Linked DNA regions of Homo sapiens: region 1 is linked to region 2. A link is a contact called in ENCODE Hi-C or POLR2A ChIA-PET data. All regions are on one chromosome and are shown on one strand. Each heading gives the region's core, a stretch centred on a gene start or an enhancer-like site at or near the end of the contact. The rest is flanking DNA. Distances are from core to core; before and after follow the strand shown. Region 1 overlaps THADA (THADA armadillo repeat containing). Region 2 overlaps THADA (THADA armadillo repeat containing).

The links. Hi-C counts contacts between places; a loop is a spot of excess contacts on that map. ChIA-PET counts read pairs that join two places held with the same protein, here RNA polymerase II (POLR2A). Pooled maps may share reads with other maps.
Region 1: a loop to region 2 is called in a pooled map, with 4 times the contacts of the local background. The contact joins two enhancer-like sites. A Hi-C loop is called at or near these places in 3 of 50 pooled maps. POLR2A ChIA-PET finds 5 or more read pairs at or near these places in 2 of 52 experiments (GM12878 and SK-N-SH).

Annotation. Positions count from the first base shown.
Region 1 is chr2:43,424,416-43,427,898 of GRCh38, reverse strand. All of the region lies in intron 28 of THADA (THADA armadillo repeat containing), which reads left to right. Among named protein-coding and RNA genes, the nearest start is that of THADA, 170 kb to the left of the region's middle. RefSeq lists enhancers at 1,280-1,339, 1,360-1,449, 604-1,803, 1,842-1,921. Within about 2 kb of position 1,263, at least 24 of the 41 ENCODE cell types and tissues checked have a DNase peak (open chromatin) inside an H3K27ac peak, as active enhancers do.
Region 2 is chr2:43,267,906-43,271,133 of GRCh38, reverse strand. The region is part of intron 36 of THADA (THADA armadillo repeat containing); the gene reads left to right. Among named protein-coding and RNA genes, the nearest start is that of LINC01126, 42 kb to the right of the region's middle. Within about 2 kb of position 1,923, at least 25 of the 41 ENCODE cell types and tissues checked have a DNase peak (open chromatin) inside an H3K27ac peak, as active enhancers do.

The DNA.
Region 1 (3,483 bases), core at 14-2,513, 160 kb before region 2:
CTGCAAGCTCCCCCTCCCAGGTTCACGCCATTCTTCTGCCTCAGCCTCCGGAGTAGCTGGGGCTACAGGCACCCGCCACCACGCCTGGATAATTTTTTGTATTTTTAGTAGAGATGGGGTTTCACTGTGTTAGCCAGAATGGTCTCGATCTCCTGACCTTGTGATCCGCCCACCTCATTCTCCCAAAGTGCTGGGATTACAGGCATGAGCCACCGCGCCCGGCCATATTATATATTTTTTTATATATGTAAACCTATTGTATATATTAAAAACTATTATATATATAACTATTATATATATTATATGTAAAACTTTTGTATATAACTATTGTGTGTGTGCGTGTATATATATATAACTTGTATACACACACACACACACACACACACACACACACAAACTTTGGGAGGGGTCTTGTGAAAGCAGAGGCCTGGGTTTTCCTGCCATTGCCCCCAGTGTTTCAGAGTAAGGTGCTTATATTGTGGGTACAGGATCTCATTAGAACCTGTGTAAGTAATGTTTTCTTTGAGCCCTGTCTGCTCCAAGGCAGGTGGATGGTGTTGATAGGAGATACTCCTTTTGAAAGACATAGCCCCATGTTTGCGTTATTCCTGTGTTGAGCCTGGCTAGCACGGAGCAGGCTTGGTTCTGGTATGTATCTTCTGTCCACGGGTTCGAGAGGATGTCAGGACATCTGCCTCTTCACTCTGGAAGAGTCTGCGAGCCGGTGCAATGGGTGGCATGTAAATGGTAATGCCATGTGGCATGAATTCCCACTCGTCTTCTCTTTTACGTTTGTAGTACCTGAAAAAAGCCATGAATATAGAGTATTCATGAAATAATATAACAGGGTTCTCTTCTTTTAGAGCCTATTACCACTTCTTGTGTTACATCTTTTCAGGCATTTGCCGTCTTCTGATTACTTTGTTCATTTTGGATCAAAGGCCTAAATATGTAGGCCTCCAAGAAGTATTAAAATTTTCTCATGAAACCTTTCAGAAGCCTATCATATTAGTTAGCTATTACCTTTCTGCTTAGCTCTTGACAAAACAGTACCTTCATTTTTGTGTTTCTACCAAAAATTGAAGTGGATTTGGAGCAGAAGGGTAAGAAACCAAACTCAAGAGAGTATTTCTTATGTATGTAGTGTCCTAGGTTTCACTTCCTTGTTTCACAGAGCTGACTTATGCATTTTAATGTGAGAAAACCATTAAACATGAGGTTCTGGCATGCGCTTGCAGAGCTATTTGTTTGCGCCAAGCCTTGGCTGTGGCTGTGTTATCTTTGATCACAGAGATGACTCAGGCAGACTGGTTTTTGTTTCCTGATATACAAAGTTACCAGTCTCCTTCATCTGGCATTTGGTGATTCATTTTAGGAATTTGGGTGGTAAATTTTACTTTCAGGGGCCTTAAAAATTGTTCTTTCATGAATAAGTGGAAAGAACTAAGAAATGTTTTCAGAAAGTTGATGCAAGGAGGAAAGGCATGTGCACAGAATTGCAGTTTACATTAGAAACAGAGATTTGCTTTAGAACCTGTGCTCTGTCTTAAGAACATTGAATTTGTGGAAGCTTTTTACTACTCAGTCTGTTGTTCATTGCATCCTAGAAATAATAAATTACTACATTGAAAGTACCTTTCAGTGGTACCTGAAAGTACCTTTCCAAAATGTTGCTTAGTTTACATATAATCAGAATGCTGATACTACTCATTATATTCAAAGTATCCATTATATAAAACAAAGATTGCATTAATATAGAAAATTTAAATATTGCTTTGAAGCCAGTGTACTTAGGGCATCATTTGTTAACCTCTAAAAATACAAAGTAAGAAGTTTGCAATCAGTCTGTTCTTCCAGTGAAAGAAAATGCTGCGGTTGTAGTTGCTTTCTTCCAGTAAGTAAGGTGCTTTATGAAGTAGATTCATAGAACATCACCAACAGCAGAAGTGCCACCAACCAAAATACAAGGTTATTTTGGTGTAACAGAAAGAGCACATCTATCACTCTTGACAAGCCCTGCACTCTTGGGTTCAAATTGTAGCTCTGTAACTGCCTTGCTTGCTCTCTGAACCTCAATTTCCTCAACTTGCAAATGAGGGTGATAACACATCTTCTGAGAGTCACTGTAAGCAAAATGTCCTGTAAGCAGAAGCACCACCCTTGATTCCTTAAGTACAGAGCCTAGGCTCTGACTTATTGACTGTCCATGTGTGTTATAGAACAGTGTTTCTAAAACTTTAAGATGTAAACATATCACTTGGCTATCATATAAATTCTGATTTCAGTAAATCTGAGGTGAGGCCTGAGAGTCCGACTTCCAAATGGTCTTCCAGATAATGCCACTGCTGCTGGTCTGTAGATCACATTTTGAGTAGCAAAATTAAACTTGGGATATTAAATTTAATACCATCACACACACACACACACACACACACACACACACACACACACATACAATTTTAACAAGCTAGACAGTAGTAGCTTATTAAAATTGGTTAGGCAGTTTAAGGAATTTATTAAGAAGTAGATTTTGACCCAGGAATGCAGAAAACAAGAAAGAAAGTGTTCTGAGCAGAGAAGTCAGTAGGAAGTAGACCAACCTTTGTTGAGCCCCGTCTTTCTGCCAAGTATTGAACTGGTCATTTTACTTACAGTGACTCTGAGAAGAGGTGTTATCACCCTCATTTGCCCGTTGAGGAAATTGAGGTTCAGAGAGCAAGGCAGTTACAGAGCTAGAATTTGAACCCAAGAGTGCAGGGCTTGTCAAGGGTGTTAGATGTACTCTTTCTGTTATACCAAAATAACCTTGTTTTTTGGTTGCCTTTTGAGTAGCCAGTAACTTAGCTACACGGAATGGACCTATAGGGTCTGAAATGTATGCAACTGAGAGAGATGAGGAGCCTATATCCACAGCTGCTGTATCTGAGTACAGGCTGTCTTCTGGATATAGACGTAATGTCTCTACCAATGGTGGGATCTGTTCCTTATTTTGCTTTTCCTGTAGGAAAAGTGACTGATTGGATTGGTTAACCATGTGTGGCACATGGTGACAATCGCCTGGGGTTATAGGACTGGTTTGTGGCCAGATACAGTAGAAGCCTGGCTCTTCTTTCTTGGCCACCTTCTGTGGTAAAGTGGAAGGCCCTAGATTTAGTTAGTTTGGGGTTTCATCAGCCTACCACAGGGAAAACCCATGCTACCCCAAAATGTTCACTGGCGAGGTGAACTATAAACAGATTTTTAAAAAGCAGTGAATGTGATAAAACTGTATGCATTTGATTTAGATGACCTCTGAGAATATTATTCATGAAGAAAGTGGAAGGCTGATCATAAAACCTGTCATTCCAGGCAGTGCTTGTGGTTCTGATTGTGGTAAAGAGTGGGCTGTTTTGACTTGGGGTAATAGCTAAAAAGATGGATGGGTGTATGCACAGTGGGTCAGCAGTGTTTTATTTTTGTACCGTTGTTAAGGGTAATTTATGT
Region 2 (3,228 bases), core at 674-3,173:
CAGGTGGATACTTGTCAGTTGCTTATCAGGTCCCAGGTGAGAGACCAGAGCCAAGGCTACATGAATCGATCTGGAAGGCCTAGGGGAGGTGGCCCCTTCCTCCCAGAGCCCCGTCTGCTCTTTCCCACTCTGAGCAGGCCAGTGGGGGGACAGGGGAAGGAGAACCTCATCACCTCCCTCTTGATGCTCCTGTTTCATTTTATCCCCTTTGATCCTCACAACACTGTGAGATACTTTATTATTTCCTCCATTTTATTTATATTTTTATGTTTTTAAAGGTGGGGTCTCATGGCATCACTCTGGCTGGAGTACTGGTGGCTGTTCACAGGCACACTTGTAGCTCACTGCAGTCTTGAACTCCTGGGCTCAAGGGATCCTCCCACCTCAGCCTCCTGAGTAGCTGGGATTATAGGGACCTACTATACTTCCTCCATTTTAAATGTGAATATGCAGAAGTTCAGAGAGTTGAAGGAATGGGCCCAACGTCCCAAGGCAGATAAGTGTCAGAGCCAGAGTTGGAGCTCCGGCCCCTGTGGTGACAGAGGCCTTGCACTCTCAGATCCTCTCTGAGACAGGGAAAGGAGTCCAAACCTGGCATCTAGTTTAGAACCCAGGAGTTAAGAGAAAGGGGTGCATTGAAGGTCTTCTAAACTCACTGTTGTGTTTGAAAGAAGACACTGGAGTCAGAGTGTAAGAAAATGGGTTGGGGACCAGAGCTGAGATACCAGAGTGTGCCCTGGGGAAAGGGAATAGAGGGCAGATGCAGCAAGAGGCGGCAGGTGGTCCTCTGTCAAGGCTGCTGCTGTTCCTGTTCTCCAGTGCCCCTCCTAAAGGGAGGGAATCCCAGGACTCGAGGGTTTTAGAGCCTCTGACTTACAGATGTGGAAACTGAAGCCCAAGAAAGGTAAATGATTTCCCCAGTGTCACATAATGAGTAGAAAAACGAGGTCTACAACACCCACTCCTGAGGCCCAGGACAGTACCTCTCTACTGTCCCCCAAGCCTTGATTTATACAGAGGAAATGACAGAAATGTAGGGATGCCCCCTGAGAATAATCCAGACTCGGGTAGAGAGGAGCTGGCAGGGGTGAGATGGGGTGGTGTGGGGTAAGGGCAGAGAAGATGGAACACTGCCTTGAGAAGAGGGCTTGGAGGAACTCCAGCAACACTGGGGTGGGAAGAACTAAGTGTTCTGTGAAACCAGCCATCTCTCAGCAGTCAGCAATCAAACCACACCCTGAGTCAGCCCGGGATTCCACTGCCTTGGTCTCTCTGGGCCTCTCTCCGTAGCTGGCTGTGTGTTCTTCAGTATTGTCAGTGGGGCTGCAGGGGAGGAAACAGAAGAGGCTAGGAATTGTGGTCCTAACCCACTGTGAACCAGTGGAGGGTGAGGGGAAATGCTTTTGAAGGAAGATAGTTATGTGGGAGCCAGTTATCTGTTTTCTTATTTATTCCTTCAAAATAAAGAGATTTGATCAAGGTAGGCCCCCATTCCTGCCAGCTGCAGTGGGTGGGCACGGTGGAGCTCCGGTTGCCGCATTCCAAGTTGCGTGTGCCATCAGTTGCTGTTCCAGAGAGCCTGGGCCCCCTGACGTTCACCTGCATCTCAGCGAGTGCGTCACTGGCAGCGGCTCCCATGATGTGCAAAAGCAGGTGCAAACTAATGCTCCCGTCTTCGATCTGCTGGCCAGTTATGAGTGCCAGTGAGTACCCTGGCTGGGCCTGGTTGCTGGGGTGATGGGATTGTTACCATGGCCTCCCAGTGACTAATCCCCAGAGAGACAACAACAGGCTCCTTTCGAGGAAATGAGGGTCATTTTTGCATCATTTTGCCCTGACTCTTGCTGCTTCTGAAAGCCGAGCTCTCTGGCCAAGGCGACTGACCCCTGTGGGTGATGATAAGCCCTCAGTCTGAGGCTTAGGCCATCTGGTGCTGACGCGGCTGCAGGGTGTTGTCTTCCCTGTTAGTCAGGGCAAGCCTGGTGCCTGGTGATCTTCCTTCTCCAGCTCGTGGCCTCGGCTCTCCTCTTCTGTGCTTTCCTTTTCCTCAGGAACTTTCGCTTTCCTCAGCAAGGCCATATCACAATGCAGGATTTCTCTTCACTGTGGTGAGCAGGCTTCCTTTTTGAACCTAAGCCAGTTTCAGGTGTTAGGGTCACTACTCTGTCAGGGGTGGCAAGATGGGCCCCCCCACCTTTCTCGTTCGTCCCTGGTTCAGTGAGGATGACTCCTCCAGCCCCAGCTTCAGGCCTGACTCTATTGGGAGCATCCCTCCTGAGCACCCCAGCCAGCACTGGCACCTGCCCTTTGCCCTCCTGAGTTCACTCAGCCACAGACTTCTTCCATCCCAACAGCCAGATGAAGGTCAGACCCAGGCTGTCATGACAGTGCTGCCCGAGAAGTTCTGCAGGGCAGGGGTGGGGCCCAGGAGAGGCCTCTTCACTGGCCACGGTGGCGACCCCTCCCTCACCATCCTGCTGTTATCCAAGGAGGCGTAAAGGGTGACATCAGAGACCTGGGAAGCCCTCATCCTACCCACCAAACTCCAATTCTGTTCTCAAATCTCCCAGAAGATGCTTGGTGGATTGTGAAAGCCTGGGCTTCCTTGTTTTTGCTGCTCTATTTTGACTACAGCAGTCCCCATGGCAAGACCTCTCATGGGCAGAAGAGCAGAATGGAGAGTGGCTCTGGTGGTGGCGGGCCAGTACAGGGAGGGTTTTTCTCTGCACACGTGGGGCAGGGTGTGTACATTGAGATAGAATGGCATGTTGGGAATCTGTGCACCTTTCAGAGTGTCTGTTTGTAAAGAGTACACAGCCCCAGTTTGGATGTGAATGTCTGTATGAGCGTTAGGAGGAGAATGGGATTCAAGAGATGTGCTCTGACCTGTTCACTGATGCATCATGATGAGCTAAAAGTAAGAAATCCCTCCCTGAATGTCAAAATGGCCAGGAAATCGTTGCTGTATTTCAGTAATTGGGTTTGTCAGAAGTGAATTTCTTGTGAGGCTGATCTACAGGAGCAGAGGCAGAGAACAGCAGGTGGGAATCAAAAACAAAGAATTGGCCTTGACGGCAACTTGTCTTCTCCCTCTCTGCCTCCTCTTCCCTTGTTCCTTTCCCCCTCTCCTGCTTCCTCACCTCCAGCTGAAGTACTGAAGTTACTGGAGTACAACCAGGGCTGTCAGCTTGGGGTGTATCTTGAAATGGACTTTCTGAAGTATTTTCT